Linked DNA regions of Homo sapiens: region 1 is linked to region 2. Evidence: chromatin contacts called from ENCODE Hi-C data. All regions are on one chromosome and are shown on one strand. Each heading gives the region's core, a stretch centred on a gene start or an enhancer-like site at or near the end of the contact. The rest is flanking DNA. Distances are from core to core; before and after follow the strand shown.

Evidence for each region. Hi-C counts contacts between places; a loop is a spot of excess contacts on that map. Pooled maps may share reads with other maps.
Region 1: a map of endothelial cell of umbilical vein shows a loop between it and region 2 (7-fold over the local background). The contact joins the enhancer-like site here to the promoter of LOXHD1 in region 2. A Hi-C loop is called at or near these places in 3 of 168 maps with a recorded cell type or tissue (PC-3, endothelial cell of umbilical vein and heart right ventricle) and 1 of 50 pooled maps.

Annotation. Positions count from the first base shown.
Region 1 is chr18:46,717,005-46,720,212 of GRCh38, forward strand. All of the region lies in intron 1 of ST8SIA5 (ST8 alpha-N-acetyl-neuraminide alpha-2,8-sialyltransferase 5), which reads right to left. Among named protein-coding and RNA genes, the nearest start is that of ST8SIA5, 38 kb to the right of the region's middle. RefSeq lists an enhancer at 70-856. Within about 2 kb of position 1,892, at least 6 of the 41 ENCODE cell types and tissues checked have a DNase peak (open chromatin) inside an H3K27ac peak, as active enhancers do; they include PC-3 and endothelial cell of umbilical vein, where a contact is called at or near this core.
Region 2 is chr18:46,655,453-46,658,482 of GRCh38, forward strand. It overlaps LOXHD1 (lipoxygenase homology PLAT domains 1), which reads right to left and starts at 1,768. Exons shown (of 41, transcript NM_001384474.1): 1 at 1,452-1,768. The coding sequence starts at 1,581. RefSeq lists enhancers at 2,016-2,965, 2,776-2,825.

The DNA.
Region 1 (3,208 bases), core at 642-3,141, 62 kb after region 2:
ACAGTGTCTGGGGGACTCCTGCCTCAGCTGTCCTCTGTCCCTGTGACTGAAGTGGGGGATGTTTTCCTGAGGCAATGCATGCAACACTGCCCACCCTACAGGACAGAGGCCATCACCATGAGGGCACCGCTGCCTCCCCCTGCTCTCTGAGCAGTTGCTGGGCAGACAGGCAGCTAGGCCAGTCCAGAGGGAACAGGGTTGCAGCTGACCATGGAGGACAAGTACCCTCTATCCTCCTCTGCCTTCCCAGAGGGGCCATGCTCGGTGAGGGGTGTTCAGGAGGAGGTCTAGTCAGTTAGCACAGGAGCACGTCATCTGCCTTCACTGCCCCGTCTCTACTTTTTTTTTTAGACGGAGTTTTGCTCTTGTTGCCCAGGCTGGAGTGCAATGGCGTGATCTCAGCTCACCACAACCTCTGCCTCCTGAGTTCAAGCGATTCTCCTGTCTCAGCCGCCCGAGTAGCTGGGATTACAGACATGTGCCACCACGCCTGGCTAATTTTGTATTTTTAGTAGAGACGGGGCTTCTCCACCCTCTCTACTTTTTATACCTCACCCCCACCAACTGTCAGTCTTCCTTTTCCCACCCAGAAGCCCACAAATGTCAGCCTGCCCTACTATCAGCTCTTTTCAAGAGCGAATTCTCTGGCAATTCCAGCCTGTGAATGAGTTTCTGATTCTAATGTGTTTCCAGAAAGGGGACAACTTTTCAAAGACAGTGCCAGGAGACAAGGTTGAATCCAAAGGGATAAATCTCTAAGGGAAGACTCAGGAACACTGAAATCTAAGTTTTCTTTCTTACCAATAGCCTTTACTATTTCCTCGCTTAATTCATTTTTTTTTTTTACACAATTCACATTTATTGAGCACCTACTACATAACAGGTGCCACGCTAGGTTCTGGCAATTCAAAACGGAAGATGCACAACAACTGTCTTACTGAGACGATGGAAGCACAAACACATGAGAAATGTCTTCACAGGCCTTCCTACTTGTGCAAAACACCCACTTAAATAGAAATATTTGCTGATTGAAAATTATTCCGGCTGGGTGCTGTGGCTCACGCCTGTAATCCCAGCACCTTGGGAGGCTGAGGCAGGTGGATCACTTGAGGTCAGGAGTTCAAGACAAGCCTGGCCAACACAGTGAAACCCCGTCTCTACTAAAAATTACAAAAATTAGCCGGCGCTGGTGGCAGGTGCCTGTAGTCCCAGCTACTCAGTAGGCTGAGGGAGGAGAATTGCTTGAACCCGGGAGGCGAAGGTTGCAGTGAATCAAGATTGCATCACTGCACTCCAGCCTGAGCAATGGAGTGAAACTCTGTCTCAAAAAAAAAAAAAAAAGAAAAAAAATTATTCCTATATGCTCATTAAATCAGTTCCCCTAAGGATGCTTATTGGACAACACTTCATAGACCTAGACTTGAAATTAATAAAGCTATATGTCAATGTATATCTTATAGCTCACACCTTTCTAATTCAGCCTGTACTTCCCCAGCCTGTGACCAATAAGAAGATCTGACCACAGCCTTTTATGAGCACTATCTGGCTTGAATTTGCTTTGTAGTGCTGTTTGGAGTTTTCCGGACTAATCATTTGGACTGGCTCCTTCTGCCTGTGGCTCCTGCTTGAGTATATACAATGTATGAGTCATTTGCTTCTTTGCCCCTCTTCATCCTCTGGTTATATTTGGTACTTCCTGACTTCCTTTCCAAACTGTTAATAATAAATAACAGGTTGTACCACACTTCAACACCACACAACTATAGATAGCAAAACATGGCATGCACTGAATTATTCAATATGTGAATAATACCATGAAGCTCATCCCATCTTCCAGATTTGGAGAGTTGTCAATTGGGACAATGTACGTCGTGTCCTCGTTAGGTCCTCCCCCAAGCTCTGCACAGCTGCTGCCAGGAGCTGTCCTGCCCATTTTAAAGAAGGCAGAAGCTGCTCACACGCCAGGGTAAAAACTCCAGTTCCATTCTAACTACGTTAACCATTATTTCCCACATGTGGGGACTCTACGTACTGCAGTCCTTCAACTAGGGGGGTACTTCGGGGTCAACTAGAAATAGAGATTTGAAATTGGAATTGTCCCAGGAAAATGTGGGAGGTGTGGTCATGCCATTTATTCTGTGACTAAGGAAATTCTTGCTCAAATGGGAGCGCTCCAGAAGGAAGTCAACTCAGCTGCTAACAATGTTGCATCAAAGGCACCTGAATTCCAAAACCAACTTGACAGAGGTCAGCTGTGTCTCTGACCCTGCAGGCTCCCGGCTGATAGGAAAGAGGAAGCTGGCCCAGATCATGGAGAGAGGGGCAGAGAAAATAAAGGGCAAGAGGAGTGAGAAAGGGAGTAGGGAAGCAAGGACGTGGAGGAGAGAGGGAGGCAATGGGGAGGAAGAAAGGAAGGATGGACAAAAACAGGTAACAGGAAGAAAGGCAGAGGAGAACACAGGTGCAGTGAGGGCTATGAGAAGTTACAGGTGAAACCGTGGAAAGAGGAAGGAAAGACAAAAGATACTGGCAGCAGGAAAAGTTAGGAATGGAGCCCATGCAATGACAATGGTTTCAGCCACTGACTGGAGACATCTGCCAAGAAACAGCTTCCCAGGGGCCCGTCGGTCCGCCTTGCTCACTTGACTCGCCTTTCTATCTTTCTCTTTCTTTTCTTTTTTCTTTCTTTCTTTCTTTCTTTCTCTCTTTCTTTCTCTCTTTCTCTCTCTTCTTTCCTTCCTTTCTTTCTTTTCTTTCTTTCTCTCTTCTTTCCTTTTCTTTTTCTTTCTTTCTCTCTCTCTTCTTTCCTTCCTTTCTCTTTCTTTCTTTCTTTCTCTCTCTCTTTCTTTTTTTTGACAGGGTTTCACTCTGTCACTCAGGCTGGAGTGCAGTGGCACAATCTGAGCTCACTGCAGCCTCTGCCTCCCAGGTTCAAGCTATTCTCCCGTCTCAGCCTCCTGAGTAGCTGGGATTACAGGCATGTGCCACCACACCCGGCTAATTTTTGCATTTTTAGTAGAGATGGGGTTTCACCATGTTGGCCGGGCTGGTCTCAAACTCCTGACCTCAAGTGATCCACCCGCCTTGGCCTCCCAAAGTGCTGGGATTACGGGCATGAGCCACCATGCTTGGCTTTGACTCGCATTTTCTACCCCAAACCTCTTGAAGAACTCTCCCAGGAGTCCAGTAGGGAGGTACACACTTGCTG
Region 2 (3,030 bases), core at 518-3,017:
AACAGTCACGTGGCTGGGGAGAATCACCTGGGAAGCCAAGCACACATGGTGGGGATGCTGCCCTGATGTCTCACCTCCCAGCCCCTCCCCTCACAAGAGGGTCAGAGCTTGAGGCACATGTACTGTTAGAAGGTGGCGGATGCTTCCTTTTTCCTGGGCCCACTTCCTCCTACTACAGCCCCCCCTTCTACCCTTGGAGGTACCCAGGATTCTGTACCTGGAAAGGGGCCACAGCCTTCCTGATCTCAGCTGAGACTACCTCCTCTAAGCCCAGGACTGTGCAGGGGCTGAATGATGAGGACTAAAGACAAGTACAGCAAGGCCCCACCCTCACGGAGTTTAGGGTGACTGTGGCTGCAAGCCGGACACAGCTGGACAAGCTTTGCAGGAAACAATGGAACAATTATGAATTGGATGTAATCAGGGAACTCATGGTGGACTGGAATCAAGGAGGGCTTCATGGAAGAGATGGGATCAGAACTGGGCTTTCAGAGTGAGGACAGGAAGAGGGAGAAAGGGGAAGACAAACAAGGCCATGGGCAGGCACAGAGCACACATTCAATAAATACTTGCTGAATGAATGAATGAGTGAATGCATGGATGACTATGGCGCTTACGGGGACTGGTGAGCCACTTTGGAGTCAGCATTGAGAATTTAAATGGCTTCAGAGACTAGGCAGGCAGCACTGATGAGTAAACCAGACCTAGTATGAGATGACAGGGAGTGGTGGAGACTGTGATAAGCTGGACGTCCACAGCCTATTGGCATTCACAGAAAAAAGGATTTCAAAACGCTGGAAAGGAAAAAAACAACTTAAACTCTGCTGGCCAAAACCAGCTCTAGGGTCACAGTTCACTTCTTTGGTTTACCTGGCAAGGAGTTAGAGCAATTTCAAGCAGGTCTCATGTGGCCCAGGGAAAGATGAGACTAGAAGGACAAGGCCCTGGGGTCCAGAGCACCGGCCGCCTTCGACATATGGGATGGACATCTCCTTGCAAAGCCCCAGGCTCCCTGTCTCCATCAACCACAGTGGGCATAGGATGAGCTGTCAGGCTTCCTCCCCAAGACATCCTTTCATGACCCCAGCAGTTCAGGGCGCTCTGCCTGATGCAGACCACCTACTCGGGGACCAGACTGGAACGTGGCTTTGGGGATGTTCAGGAGCTGGAGAACATGGGGCCATGGGGGCACTGTGGCTCTAGTCTATTCTGTTCCACTGAGAATCGGGGGCTAAAGGCAAGTTGCTCCACCTGTCTGTACAACAGGGACCCCACCATCCCTGCATAATGCCTGCCTTCTTACTCCGAGGGGATATGGAACAGACACATGGGATAATCAGTGAGGAAGGGCTTGCTCCGAAATCTTAGAATGACTCCCCATAGACAGGAACAGACCCCTGCCCACCGCAGCCAGCTGCACCACCCGCCCCCCGCAGGCTGGGACCCCGCACCTCTGGCCTTGTAGTACTCGTGTTCCAGCTCCCCCTCGTCGTCCTCCGAGGCGTAGTTCAGCAGCTCCGCTTCGTACAGGGCCAGGAAGTCGATGTCCTTCTTCCTCCGCCTTTTCTTCTGGGGCATCATTCTGTCGGCTGCCTTCTCCCAGCGCTCGCAGGCTCACTGTGCCGCCTCCTCACACCTGCGGGAACCTGAGACCTCCTCCCTGAGCTCTGGCGCCCACGGCCCTCCTATAGCTCAGGCCTGGGTGGGCCAGAGTGCCCCGTTTTCTTGGCTTCCCCGTGCCCAAGGTGCTGTTCCCTCTGCCTTCTCTGGCTCCTGAGCTGAACCTCAGTGCCTTATCTCTGAACCTCCTGTCCCTGTCCCCTCCCACCACCCTCTGGTGAGCCACCTCCTCCTCCTCTGTACCTGCCCCGGGGCTTCTCTTTGGGCCTCATCACTTATTCATGGCGCTGAGGGCAGGCTGACTTCCTTCCTCTCTCCCCTCCCCACCAGCCCTCTCTCCTCCCTATGGAGAATCAGGTGACACGGAGCCCTTGAAGTCCATTTCCCACCTGGCCTCACAGCCAGGGGGTCACCTGGGATCCCTCCAGGCCACCCCAGGGACAGGTGAGGGCTCCTCACCCAGGAGATCTCCCAAGCCTTACAGCCCACACGGGACCCTCCTGAGGAAGGCGGGGCCCCGGAATCAGCCAGGCTCCCAGGACTCAAAGGCCCCCGTTTCTCTCCATTATTCATGACCTCTGATCGTCTTACGGAGCAGGCGGGGTTCTCGCTGGATCCTTCTCGTTCTCTCTCTCTGCTTCCATCTCATCAAGACTGCGGGCTTCCGGAAGTGGCCTCTGGGCACGAGGAAAGCTAGGGCACCAGAAAACTCTCCCCGCTCCCCCTGCCAGGTGAGCTTTATATGCACTAAAGTTTAAACATCATCGTAGCCGATGCCCTCCCAGGTGAACTCACTAACTAGATCAGCTCACCACCTGGACTCACGGGAGGGCATCAGCAAGCTCCTACCCCAGGGCGCACAGCCCGGGCTGCACACCAGAAGCCCCCAGAGAGGTGTTGAACGCTAATGCGTGGGTCCCATCCCCAAGGATTCTGATTTGCTTGGTTTGGGACGCAGCTTGGGCCCCAGTTTTTAAAGCTCCTGGTGACTTTCATGTGCAGCCATGTTGAGGGTCCCTGAATCGCTTCTCAGGTAACTTAGGTGTGCTAACAGGAGTCCTCTAGAAGCAACACGTGTGATTTTGTCCTCTAAGCCAAAATAGTGACTCTAAAGGGGAATTTCAGGTGGAGAGGAAGAGAGGATTTGGAGCGGACGCCTGAGGAGCAGTCGGCACTCACAGGCCTCCCCGGCAGCCTGGGGCAGCTTTGGTCCTGCCCTGCTCTTTGGAGCCATCCAAATCTTCCACTAGGGGGAGGCATCTCTAACCCCGAACGTTCCTACCCAGGAAAGATCAACCTCCCCTCTTCCCCTATTCAGCTGAGGGGCCGCCCTTGAAGCAGCTCAAAGTCCTCTGAGGACCAGGAGTGAAGTTTAATGGTGGGTGGCGCGCGCCCCCTTCTGGCAATATG